3 separate regions of the Homo sapiens genome follow, and all the other regions are linked to region 3. The links are chromatin contacts, found by Hi-C or POLR2A ChIA-PET in ENCODE. All regions are on one chromosome and are shown on one strand. Each heading gives the region's core, a stretch centred on a gene start or an enhancer-like site at or near the end of the contact. The rest is flanking DNA. Distances are from core to core; before and after follow the strand shown.

Evidence for each region. A loop is a pair of places that touch in the nucleus more often than their neighbours do. ChIA-PET counts read pairs that join two places held with the same protein, here RNA polymerase II (POLR2A). Pooled maps may share reads with other maps.
Region 1: a loop to region 3 is called in a pooled map, with 3 times the contacts of the local background. The contact joins the promoter of LCT-AS1 here to the enhancer-like site in region 3. A Hi-C loop is called at or near these places in 1 of 37 single-sample maps with no recorded cell type and 4 of 50 pooled maps. POLR2A ChIA-PET finds 5 or more read pairs at or near these places in 1 of 52 experiments (H1).
Region 2: a loop to region 3 is called in a pooled map, with 4 times the contacts of the local background. The contact joins two enhancer-like sites. A Hi-C loop is called at or near these places in 6 of 50 pooled maps. POLR2A ChIA-PET finds 5 or more read pairs at or near these places in 5 of 52 experiments (CD4-positive, alpha-beta T cell, CD4-positive, alpha-beta memory T cell, OCI-LY7 and 2 more).

What each region holds. Positions count from the first base shown.
Region 1 is chr2:135,818,390-135,822,604 of GRCh38, forward strand. LCT-AS1 (LCT antisense RNA 1) reads left to right here and starts at 1,802. Exons shown (of 2, transcript NR_045486.1): 1 at 1,802-2,250; 2 at 3,286-4,215. It overlaps LCT (lactase), which reads right to left. Exons shown (of 17, transcript NM_002299.4): 5 at 3,631-3,709. RefSeq lists an enhancer at 1-200.
Region 2 is chr2:135,958,006-135,962,451 of GRCh38, forward strand. DARS1 (aspartyl-tRNA synthetase 1) reads right to left here. Exons shown (of 16, transcript NM_001349.4): 4 at 3,391-3,493. Among named protein-coding and RNA genes, the nearest start is that of DARS1-AS1, 25 kb to the right of the region's middle. RefSeq lists a silencer at 2,720-2,920 and an enhancer at 2,956-3,457. Within about 2 kb of position 3,071, at least 6 of the 41 ENCODE cell types and tissues checked have a DNase peak (open chromatin) inside an H3K27ac peak, as active enhancers do; they include CD4-positive, alpha-beta T cell, where a contact is called at or near this core.
Region 3 is chr2:136,236,955-136,241,358 of GRCh38, forward strand. No RefSeq gene overlaps it. Among named protein-coding and RNA genes, the nearest start is that of CXCR4, 120 kb to the left of the region's middle. RefSeq lists an enhancer at 2,215-2,284. Within about 2 kb of position 1,442, at least 17 of the 41 ENCODE cell types and tissues checked have a DNase peak (open chromatin) inside an H3K27ac peak, as active enhancers do; they include CD4-positive, alpha-beta T cell, where a contact is called at or near this core.

The DNA of each region.
Region 1 (4,215 bases), core at 552-3,051, 420 kb before region 3:
AATAATAACAATGACTCCAATTTATTGAGCCTTGATTCTGCGCTGGCCACTGTAATAAGAATGGATGTGTATTATCTCATTTAATTTTCCCAACAAATTTATGAGATGGGTACTACAATGATTTATCCTCATCCTACACAGGAGGAAACTGAGACTAAAAGAAACGGGGGCTGGGTGTGGTGGCTCATGCCTGTAATCCCAGCACTTTGGGAGGCCGAGGCAGGTGGATCACGAGGTCAGAAGTTCGAGACCAGACTGACCAACATGGGGAAACCCCGTCTCTACTAAAAATACAAAATTAGCCAGGCGTGGTGGTGGGGGCCTGTAATCCCAGCTACTCAGGAGGCTGAAGCAGGAGAATCACTTGAACCCGGGAGGCAGAGGTTGTGGTGAGCTGAGATCACGCCATTGCACTCCAGCCTGGGCAACAAGAGTGAAACTCCGTCTAAAAAAAGAAAAAGAAATGGAAAACTTCCTGATTTCAGGGAGCCAGCAGCTATTTATCAGCTGGTACAGAAGTACACTGATGTGGACCAGTTGAATATCAGTCCTGGCTACTGCTTCCTTTCTTCATGCTGCTTGGATTTCTGACATAATGGCAGGAGCTCAAGCATCCATCCTGAACCATGAGGTAGAAACCTTGTTAAAGGTGACAAAGCAACAACAAAGGAGCCTGGATTCCTGGTGATTATGAGTAACTTCTCCTTGCACACAGCTTGCAGGTGGTGGAGCAGATTCTGTGCTTTTAACCTCATACACATACATGTTTATGTGCATGTATATGCATGTACATATGTATATGCATATGAAATAAAACATCACATAAAAGTGCATGCTGCATTTATACAAAATGTGGTCTGATTTTTCTATTTTATTCTAGTCCATTTTCCTCCCTCCCACTCTCCTTTCCTCTTTTTTCTTTCTTTTTTTTCAATTGTGATTGCCAACTTCTAAATTGAGTCATGTCATGCAGGCAGGAAAGCATGCATGCTGCAAATTACAGCCAGCAGAGGTCGGCCTTGAGGAGTGTGGCACATGCCTGGGGAAAAGGACGTGGAGTACAAGAGCATCTCCCTGTCACACAGCCATCGTGTGGAGAGCCGATGGCACCTATACCAGGCTGGCCCACAGCGCAGAACTGGGAGAAGTGACAGGAACACTGCACAGGGATCTTCCTCTCAAAAAGCGAAGCCTGGGGCCGGGTCACCCAGCAGGAGGCGTCTTCCGAACCTAAGAGCCTTCTGTTTCACTCAGCATCAACTCCCTGACATTTGCTAGATTAGGGGGAAAGGGAAATGATCCTTTCCTTCGTAGATGATCCCAAAACATATGCGACTGTGGATCGCAGCTGGGGATGTGTCGCGTCCCCTCGGTGCTCAGCCTCTGCGTATCCACGGTGCCCATAAACACAGCGTCCGCTGCTCCGAACCTCGCTCTTACCCAGCCCTCCTGGCCCTGACTGTCCTCCTGGATTGCATGAAGAGTTTTAAGGAAACAAATAAACTGCCCTGGGATGAAACAGAACTTGCTGTACAGGCTTGGAGCTGGGAACCCTGGGTTTGCCGGCCATGGAGAGGGATTTAGCACATGACGGCACCTCAGGCTCCACACCCAGGGCTCCTAAGTTCTCCCTTTTTTAGGGTGCAGTGCTGTGTGTCTCCTGCCACATTCTCATGTGAGAGTTGTTCAGGGGCCGCTCTGTCTCCCCTATAAGGTCTAGAATTCTGAAGGAGAAAACTACGTTAGTCATTTCTGAATCACTCCCCACCCACCGCCCCTGCATTCAGCGGGTTCTCCAACCACATCCTCCTGAGTAGGGGCCCCTGGCTGTCCGTTTAATGTAAGCCTGTGTTGGCCCTCCCCTTCAGGCAAAGCACCACCAAGCGCTGAGAGAATCTCCGAGCTGGTGTCACTTGTAATCACTGGCTTTTCAGGGAACCCATTTTATTACGGCTTCTTGAGTTTTCTTTTGTGAAGCCACAGCCAGTCCTTCTTGGCTGACTCCAAGTGTGGTCAGGAAGCAGTGGTAACCCATGTCTGTCTATTGCAAGTCTACACTGCCACACAAAGCCTGAGGTACAGCTGCTGCTGCGGGTCTGTTGATCTGAACTGCTGATTTGAAGTGGATTGAGAGGATGGAACAATAGAAGGAGGATATGGCTCAGGACAGTCAAGTACTGGAAGAGGAAAGGTACAAAGAGGTGTTGGCACTGAATGACCCTGAACAGGGCTGCACTGGAAATATCAGAGGTGAGTGACAAAGAGAACTCTAGTTGAAGGTCTGGAAGTCAATTATTGTCTCCAGCTTTTGTCCCACCCTAAGGGATGGTGCATGAACTTCATGCATGTAACATCCCTCCAGGAGCGCTGAGGTTCTGGGCAATTCCCAGTGCTGGCTACCATGCCATTCTTTTCTCATTCACTCAAGAGCGTATTGGGATATGCGTGCATGAAAGCAATGTAATTATGGGCACAACCTCAAAACCTGCTCTAATTTTTTTTTTTTTTGGAGATGGAGTCTCGCTCCATCACCCAGGCTGGAGTGCAATGGCGCGATCTCAGCTCACTGCAAGCTCTGCCTCCAGGGTTCACACCATTCTCCTGCCTCAGCCTCCCGAGTAGCTGGGAATACAGGCGCCCGCCACCATGCCCGGCTAATTTTTTTGTATTTTTAGTAGAGACGGGGTTTCACTGTGTTAGCCAGGATGGTCTCGATCTCCTGACCTCGTGATCCACCCGCCTCAGCCTCCCAAAGTTCTGGGATTACAGGCGTGAGCCACCGTGCCCGGCAATCTGCTCTAATTTTTTAAAGCATATCATTTGCAAACTTTGGCACTTGAGTCACTCAGTAAGATATTATTTACAACCCCACCATAGATTCAAACCTCTGTCCCTAGAATGTTGTCAAGTTAGGCATCTGGCTTGCAGCAACAGCTGGCTTTCCTGTCTATGCTGTCTCCTTCCAGGGAGGATGTTTCACCCTTCATATTGAGGAAATGGGCACAGAGAACCCATTTCTCTTACTCATCATGTAACTTCAGTGGGATGGTCAGATCTATCTTTAACCTGGCCACTCTTCCACAAGCTCACACTGTCTCCAGCAAGATCTTAAACTAGAAGGCAGGAGTTCAAATCCTAGCTGGTGCAGTGGCACAATCTCGGCTCACAGCACCTTCTGCCTCCTGGGCTCAAGCGATCCTCTGACCTCAGTCTCCCAAGTAGCTGGGACCATAGGCATGCACCACTATGCCTGGCTAATTTTTGTATTTTTGTAATTTTTTGTAGAGACAGAGTTTCACCATGTTGCCCAGCCCAGTCTTGAACTCCTGGACTCAAGCAATCTTCCCACCTTTGCCTACCAGAGTGCTGGGATTACAGGTGTGAGCCATCATGCTAGTTGCGCACAGTTGGGCGAACTGACAGATGAGAAAGCAGAACCTCGTGAGTCCCACTCAGTAAGAGACTCCCTACTTTCTTTCTGAGTCTTTGTTTCTCATCAATTGAATGGCAATAAACAACTTGGTGGCCCAAGAGTTGATGACAACAGTCCTATAAGATTATACATGTAAAAGAAACAGAGTATTCTACAAATATCAGTTATTGATAGTTCAATAGGCAACCTGACATTACCTTTTCTTGGAACTTGATGAACAACTCAGAAACTCATTAATATCAAACCCAATGGTGAGCACTTGGTCTTTATTTATGGCTGTAAGAGAAGAAATTGAATTAACTCTATGTAAATGCCAACTAAGAACATGCAAGTCTGAAATCAACAGTTTTCCTCGCTCATACGACACACCCAAACTCCAAGCAGTGGTTCCAAGCCCCTTTGGAAAATACCATGGGCTAACGACTTTAAAAGCTTAGAAGTGAATTCTACTTACTTATTACTTAAAAGTGGTTCTCAAACTTCAAGGTGAATCAAAATCATCTGTAGAGCTTGTTAAAACACAGGTTGCTGGTCCCACCCCAAGAGTGTCTGATGCAGTAGGTCTCAAGTAGGGCTCAAGAATATGCATTTCTAATGAGCTCCCAGGTGATGCTAATGTTGATGCTGCTGGTCTGGGGACCACAACTTTGGGAACAATTGATTTAGAAGAACTCAAAGATCAGAAAGGGGTGGAATATTTTTAAAATTGTGGTAAAATACGCATAAACAGAAAAGGTACAATTTTAACCACTTAGAGAGAGGTGGGATCTAAGAACAGAAAT
Region 2 (4,446 bases), core at 1,821-4,320, 280 kb before region 3:
GTTTCTGTATTCTGACTTCAATACTAGTAATGGGAAGAATACCTGTTCAGTTACCTAAAACATTAACTTTGAGGTAGAGTCAGGATATTTCAGCTTCACAATTAACCAAAATTCTGCAAAGAGTAATCTAAGAATGACAATTTAAATAAAGTATCAGTCAATCATTTTATAAAACTGTCTTACTTATGTGAAAGTTAATGTGGCATTGTTAGTTAAAATTTGTATCAAATGAATTATCAAGTATCTGAACTTAACTGGAACTAGAAATAGAAACATTTTTCCTTGCATCCAACTGTTATACTACTAGTGATCTGCTGCCTAAACAAGTGACCTCAAAGATAAATGTATGAAAGCTACCTTAATTTTTGCTTTCACAATTTTAGCGCATACCCATTTTATGCGCTAAAACACAGTTAACAATTTTTAGGAAAAGGATTTTAAAAGACAAAGAAAAACCCCATATATCTTTTCCCTAAAAAAGTTCTAAAAAGTTCTTGCCGAAGTCTAAAAGTAGACTTCTCCTACCAAGAAGGATCAGGATTTCTGAACTATCTTAGAAGTATAGGTTACATCACACAGAAAGGACAAACTGACTGACCCATCTGGAACATAAAATCATGTTCCTAAGAAAATTATCTTAACCAACTACAAAACCTAAAAACTCATCATTTTTTGCCAACGAGTCTTAGCCATAAGAATTTTCCTTTTTCGCAAGATAGCAAAAGCCATTAACCCACCTACTGGTAATTATTCAGGCTCGATTCCTTAACATGCTAGTGCCAAAAGTTTAATAATAGTTATCTATGTACCACATGTTGAACCTATTGTATAAAATTGGCTCCATTCACTTACATATAACCAGTGACAAGGTTTATAATTTGGAACAGCTCAACCTTTTCCTACACATTGCTACTTTATATAAAGTCCATTTTTTAAAGGGACTAAAAATAGCTGCATGTCCTTTGCTTAAAAAAAAAAAAATCAAGTCACAATTTAGTTAAGCCTGAACTGCATCTAGATCCTTATGGAGTTCCACTTCAGGAATTAAAAAATCTAGGCTAAATTACCTATATTCTTCCCTTGTCTAAAAGAAAGATCACCCATGGCCGGCTGCGGTGGCTCATGCCTGTAATCCCAGCACTTTGAACAGCTGAGGCGGGCGGATCACCTGAGGTTGGGAGTTCAAGACCAGCCTGACCAACATGGAGAAACCTCGTCTCTACTAAAAATACAAAAGTAGCTGGGCATGGTGGTGGCATATGCCTGTAATCCCAGCTACTGGGGAGGCTGAGGCAGGAGAATTGCTTGAACCGGGTAGGAGGTTGCGATGAGCGGAGACCACGCCATTGCACTCCAGCCTGGGCAACAAGAGTGAAACTCCGTCTCAAAAAAAAAAAAAAAAAAAAAAAAAAAAAAAAAAAAAAAAAGATCGCCCGTATATCATCCCATTTGGATGAAAGCCTTTAATAAAATAATGATAAAAAGATGTTCTTTAATTTTATGAGGGCATTAGTGAACTAAGTTCTGTTTGGGAGACCATTTGAAAGTAGCTCTTTTAGCTATTAAGCTATGGTTGACATCTGATATAGTCAATCGCTGTTATTTAGTCAAGTCCCAGGAGTTTCTGAGAAGATCCAAAATAATAGGAATAACTTATTTGCGGAGTACTTTAACGTGTCTGCTTCTAAACACATCACATGGATTAACCGTCCACTTGTCAGTAGAATGCCTCTCACTGAATATTATGGGTAACTGGGATTTTCAAAAGGCTTTTCCACTGGAAGCTTTAGGAATGTAACGCCGAGGTTATAATGCAGTTTAATGGAAAAATATATTCTCTATGTAACTGTCGGCTTCATGTATTAGTTTTCAAAACCAAATTATTATACAAAAGTTGTTTGTTGATTTGAGGTTGACTTTTTTCCAGTATTTTTCAGTATATTTAATAGAATTTAGCATCTATGTCTGCGGTTTCCAGGACCATCTTTTTTTCTTTTATAGAAGGTTCTCTGTGCAGATAAAATTTCTAGGGACCAAGCTCATTTATGTTTGACTTCATAGGATACACACTAACCTTAAAAGGTTGGAAGACAAATGCACCCCACAAGCACACACTCTAACCAGGAGACGAAACAAGCAAACCTAATTACCAGAAGACACACGTAGAAGAAAAGTGGTCATCTCTGGGCAGCACTGGGAGATAGGGAGAGGTGGGGCTACTGTATTAGTAGTATTAAAATACTACTGATCTCATCAATGAATCGATACAATTCATGGCACTTAAGTTCTTAAATCCGAGTGCAGGTATTACTATGACGTAATTTGATAAATATCTAAACCAAAACCAGCTGCTGAGCATCCTTTATATGTATAACATTGTGCTAGAGGGTCAGGGAGGGCTGAAAGCTAAATTACGATATTGAATTAGATAATTTTTAAGTTTCTTTCCAATTCTAAAATTCATAATTCCATCTGTATTAACTCATTCTTAGAAAGCATGCATCTAAAAAGCAAACATTTAAAAAAATCAATAGAAAAAATATATCATTTACTCTGATTGAATTCTTTCTTTTAAAAAACACTTACACACTATGAAATTACTTTATTACTTAAAACACAAAGACCATCCATTTTCTCATGTTTTCTGAGATCATTATCATGGAAATAAAATTCTGATGAAATTGAAAAAAAACATGAAACAAAATTAGCCACATCACCACTACCAAGTAAAACAGCTCTCATCACCTTAGAGCCACTGCACACACAACCACACTTCTATCTCTATATCTGCCTCCTGCAAGCTGAACAAAACAATGTGCTGCTTCTACGGGAACTCTGAGCCAGACAGCCCAGACTTTTACAGGAGGAAAAAGCAAGTTTTACCTTTTTTCTCCTAAACCCTTTTGGTGTCAAAGCTAAAAGTTGTAAAACATTTGTTTTACTTCCTTCTGGAGGCAATCATTTGCCAAACTACATTCTTTTATTTTATATACTTTTATTTTTTGGTTAGAAAACTTGTTGCTCAACATGCAAATCTCAAACTGGGGGAGGGAGGGAAGGAGGGAGGAAATGAAGCTCAACAAACACAACAAAATAAAGTTGCTCTGCTATGTTGAGGCTGCCAGGCTTTTTGTTACTCTACTTGAAAGTAAATGTGACTTGTCTGTAGAGAGTGCTGCTTCAGCAGTTCCAAATGAATTTCAAGCCTGTGCTCCATATTTTCTCTTTTGTAAGTTTAATGTATTCAGCAACACTGAACTGACAATTTAAATAACTACATTTTTAAACAAACGAAGCATTGATGTTAATGTATGAAAATGGTCCAAACCCCTGGGAGTCTTGGTTCCCACCATTGTTTATTCTGACAACAGGATATAATTGCTTACTTACTTGGCAGCAAATTTAACCATCTGCTTGCTTGCATGGTCTCCCACCGCCACAAGAGCCTGGACATTAAACTGCTGCTGACGTAGGACTAAGAAGCACTGTTTCCCTGAAAAAGACAGAAAGAACACAAATGTATTAAGGACACGCAACTTCAGGTTTTACAAAGAAGGAAAATGCTCTCTACTTTAAAAGTGGGCCAAAATTTACTATACTCATCAGGCACGCATGCATGTGTATACTATCCATTTGGCTTCCACAGACAAAATACTCACACTCAACTGACAACCCTTAAAGAAACTCAAGTTCCTATGATGAGTAACAAGAAATGCTTTCAACTTGTTATAAGAACACAGGCAAATCACCAATTTCAAAAAAACTTCTAAATCAAGAAAATTATTTTGTCATTGCATTGATTTATTAAACAAATTTCAAGTAACTTGAGATCACTTTCAACATTCATTCAATAGTTAGTATATTCCACATGCAAAGGCACTGTACTACTATGGAAGTTTCAATACTGCAACCACAAAAGTGCTAACACAGTGCTTAAAAACAAGGACACAAACACTATGGGGTGGTCCATCTACAGAGTTTCTTCCTACCAAAGTACATTTTAAAGAGCATTTAAATTGACAGGCTAGTGCCTTTCATGTTCTACGTTCTTCATTTTTCCTTTATCACCTTCCTAGTCCTTCATATTTTATGAGTCTCGCATTTTTTTTTACTCCAAATAACTTATATTGTCTATTAAAGATCATTTTCTTCAAGCCCTATAACCAGTTTTATTTTTACATATCCTGGGCCTCTTTATTCCTTCTTCTTTGATAAAGAACTGTTACTCCTTATTCTTAACCTTCTGAAAAACATTATTCATAATATATTTCGTTATTATGTATCCTTGTGACATCCCTTTTTCCTCCAAAGCAGATCCTTCTTAAGTCTCTGATCAAATTCTGGGAAATTACTTCTTCATAAAAAATGGGTTAATCTCTCCAAGACCACTTTACACATCAGATTGTTTTGTAAAACATCACAAGATTTTGTTTTTTAAACTGAGCA
Region 3 (4,404 bases), core at 192-2,691:
GTGACCTAGGTCCGGCCAGTTGGCATCATAGTGCTTGTTTCAGAGATGGACACATATAAGTCAAGCTGGACCGATGGGTATTAGCTCTGGGGTTTTTTATGTAACTATTGACAAAGAGGTGCTTGCTTTCCTCTGGGGCTGCTAACTTGGTAGGGTATAAAGTTGGAGCTGCTGGTAGATTATCTACATGAATAAATAAGAAGAGCTTGCCCAGAGAATAAAGTAAAACCAAGAGGCAGAGGGAGAGAGACATGTTCCTGAAGACAGTGTTTGAGCACCTGGGTACCTGAATGTGGATCGTTTAAAAAATTACACAAGCCAAATTAATAAGCTTTTTTGTCTGAACCATTTTGAGCTGGTGTTTTTGTCACTTACAGCCTAAATAATTTTGGATAATAAAAAGTTCATCAAAAAGGTGTACAATTAAATTTAGGAACTTTGAGGTTGCAGTGCTGTGATCCCACCACTGCACTCCAGCCTGGGTGACAGAGCAAGACACAGTCTCAAAAAAATTTTTTTAAAGGAACTTGTATTTTCCTGAGGACTGTGCCTTCACATATTGTCTGTGGTACTAGCAGTCTACCACCTACCCAGGGACCACAGAAATCTTGGGTGGCAGAAACGGGCAGTACTTTTACATCTCCGATACCTGTGGCTTTTGGCCACCTCGATTTTAGAGAAGAGAGTCATAGGTAATGTTTAGTTGAAGAACTTTCCTCAACCAATATTTTCCAGATAACTTATATTTTTCTTACTTGTTTTCTGTAATATTGAAAAAGTGTCCAGGCAAATACTGACCCTCTGGGCTATATAGAAAAGGTATAGAAATCATTCACTGGAATGTAAAGTTGAGTGTATTCTGAGCTTTAATGGATCTGAAACATTTCAGGAGAATATCACGAAGTTCTGGAATCATCATTTCAGCATAGGACCTTAGAGTCCTGTTCTGGTTGAACCTCTTTATCCCAGAGGAGAAAAGATTCAGAGAGACAAAGAAGTTTCGCTTAAGGCTCATGGTGAATATAGTTGCAGACAATCAGTACAAATGAAGAGGAGAGAGGGTCCTGCTGAATACCTCATAAAGACCAGAAACTAGACCCTTTGCTTACTGTATTATAACTCTTTGAACAGATTCCCAGCTGAAACCATCAGAAGAGATGATTGGACTCACTGCTGAAACATCCAGCAGTGTGGCCTAGCTTCAGGTAAAGATGGATCCAGGAGTTTGGAATCAAATCCTAAAGACAAAGTCTCTTTTTTTTCTCTGTGTTAATTGTGCTGCTTTCCTTTGTGTTGGTTTTAATTCCCCAGCAGGTTCTGTCCACATGGTAGCTTCTGGCAGCTGTTAAGATTTTGTGCTACCAGATTAGTAATTCCAGTTGATGAACAGCTTATATTTCCCAATAGTTCCAGCAGAATCTCAGGAGTCATGTTTGTGGGCTCCAAAAGGGTAACTCCTGAATCAGTCAGTATGACCAGGGGTTTGCTGTCAGCATCATGGGCCAACTCAAATCAGCTGAGTGGAGACTGAGAGTAGGGGAGGGGTGGGCAAGGTGAACATGCTGTTACCTGGAGGAGGAATCATTGCCAGAAACACTAGAGGGCCACTACTCTTACGATGGGCAAGGAGGAGGTGGGGTGGGGGAGGGCCAGAGATTTTCTTTCAGGAGCTAAATCCCAGGGCTTAGTAATGGTATTTGGCCTTAAGCCTGCAAATGGCACTTTCATCCAGCAATATAAGCCCTGAAGTTTTTCTCAGCTGCAGAGAAGAGGTTTCCAGGAGGGTGTCAGTTTGGCCCTTGCTGGTGGCCTGGCCTCTGCTAAACATCTCGGCCGTGCTCCTCCATTTTCTGGCCGTGATAAGGCACCCCGCCAAGCATATCTCAGACAAATATCTGTATTGTTTGTGGTGTGATTGTGACTTCCTGTCTTCCAATTTAGTTTTCTGCCTTACTTTTCACTGTCTGGGTCATTTGATACTACATCTGGCACTTCCTGTTTTTTAAGACTCTGACTCTAGTCATCTGACTGTAGAAAACAGAGGTCAACTTCTTCATAAGTGATGCCAGCTTTAGTCACTTGTTTTGGTATACTAGTTGAGATTTGCGTAAGGAAAATTGTCAGGTGTCTGCTGGTTTTCTTAGCCTCAGACACTTCCCTATTTATAAGTTTTTGTTTTTCAGACATTGGGACTTTCTCCCCCTTGTGTGGATGTGGTGGGAGTGGGTGATCTCTGCCCTGTCCCTACAAATAATTCAACGGTGGTTCTCTCTCTCTTAAGGAGAACTACCAGTCCCGTAGATGCAGCTCTAGAATGAGGGTGCTTTGGGCATAACAGGCTCAGCCATCCTTCTGGTGTCTCGCCCTGTCTCCTTTCCCATCCTTGGGTTCACTTCTCTCCCTTTTTCTCTTCACTTCAAAAGTGGTTAGCTCCAGTTAAATACCTGGAGTTGGGACAGCAGAAAAGCTGCTAAATGCAGATTTGCTTTTTCTCACTAAAGAAAGAGGAACATTTTAGTCACTAATTTTCACTTCATTTAACCTTTCTTTCCACAGAATGGCCTGACTTTTGCTGGAAGGGGACAAAGCCCTAAGACATTTATATCCATGAGTAGAACATTTATGATATCACTTACACAGCTTCCTGGCCTGAGCTTTTCCAGACTTAGCTTATATTTTAGTCAAAGTAGAGGGATGGATTTAAGGAATTGTCTAAGATAAGTGAGAAGAGAGGACATTTGTCCTACCTAAAGGCAATGGCAGCTTGTGGGTGTGGCGGGGGGAATCTATAAAAAACATCGAAACAGGCTGGGCATGGTAGCTCACGCCTGTAATCTGAGCACTTTGGGAGGCCAAGGTGGGCGGATCACCTGAGGTCAGGATTTTAAGACCAGCTTGGCCAACATGGTGAAACCCCATCTCTACTATACAAAAATTGGCCAGGCATGGTGGTGGGTGCCTGTAATCCCAGCTACTCGGGAGGCTGAGACAGGAGAATGGCGTGAACCCCGGAGGCAGAGGTTGCAGTGAGCTGAGATCGCTCCACTGCACTCCAGCCTGGGCGACAGAGCGAGACTCTGTCTCAAAAAAAAAAAAAAAGAAACAAACACTTGAGGCTTGACATTCTGCTCCTTCTCCATGTGAGGTCTTCACTGAGCAAAAGCAATGGTTAGCTGTGGCAGCTGTGAAGAATCAGAGCATGGCTGTGGGTATGTTCCACCAGCATCTCCAAGGCTGTAGCTGGACTTCACAAAGGCTCAGTTTCCAGATGAGCTGCCTCTGACTGCCCTACTTCCCAGGGGCATGGGAGGTGAAGGCCAAATCTCCTCTCCTCTTCTCTCCTACTTTCACCTCAAGCAGTGGGACCACTGGAGCTGTGGAAATGTCTAGGCCTCCAGTGTTTCTGCCAATAGGGTCACAAGAGCAAGGAAAATCTCTTGTCTCTGAATTCTCCCTTCACTTGTCTTACCTGGGTGATGATGGAGGGGCATGTTGGAAGTCTGTCTGGCTAATTGTGTAAGAGTGTGTGTGTGTGTGCACGTGCACACACATACATGTGAGACACACATGCTCAGCAACATCCCAGCTCAGGCCTTCATATTCCTCAGTTAGAACTACAGAATTAAGTGCTTACCTTACCCATTGAAAGAGAGGCAATACTGCTCAGTGTCATGACTTAAAACAAGGGAAAAACCAACCAAATCCCAAACCAAACAAAAACTCCCTTGTTTTGTTGTAATGCTTTAAATGACCTCATTTCTTCTCCAAAGCCACCTCATGAGGTTGGAAGGACAGGCATCATGGATGGATGGGAGGTTTTAGATGGGGAGAGGGAAGGAACCCACCTGTCAGTGGGCTTCCACATCCAGCGTCAGTTTAGAAGGCCTGCATTTCATTTTTAGTTGACAAAAGAAACCAAACTGGCCAGGCGCGGTGGCTCACACCTGTAATCCCAGCACTTTGGGAGGCTGAGGTGGGTGGATCATGAGGTCAGGAGATTGAGACCATCCTGGCTAACACGGTAAAACCCTGTCTCTACTAAAAATACAAAAAAAAAAAAAATTAGTCAGGCTTGGTGGCGGGCACCTGTAGTCCCAGCTACTCAGGAGGCTGAGGCAGGAGAATCGTGTGAACCTGGGATGTGGAGCTTGCAGTGAGCTGAGATCATGCTACTGCACTCCACTCCAGCCTGGGCGACAGAGCAAGACTCCATCTCAAAAAAGAAACCAAACCAGCCAACCAGCAAACAACAACAAATGGCCTTTCACCCATACAGACAAAAGAAATCTGACGTGCCTGGAGTTTATGGAGAAGCCATCCAAAGCAGATGGGGCCATCACAAAGTTATCAATGCCACCAGAAAGGGATGGACACCTGCGGTGAAATGAGATTTCTAGAGTCCCT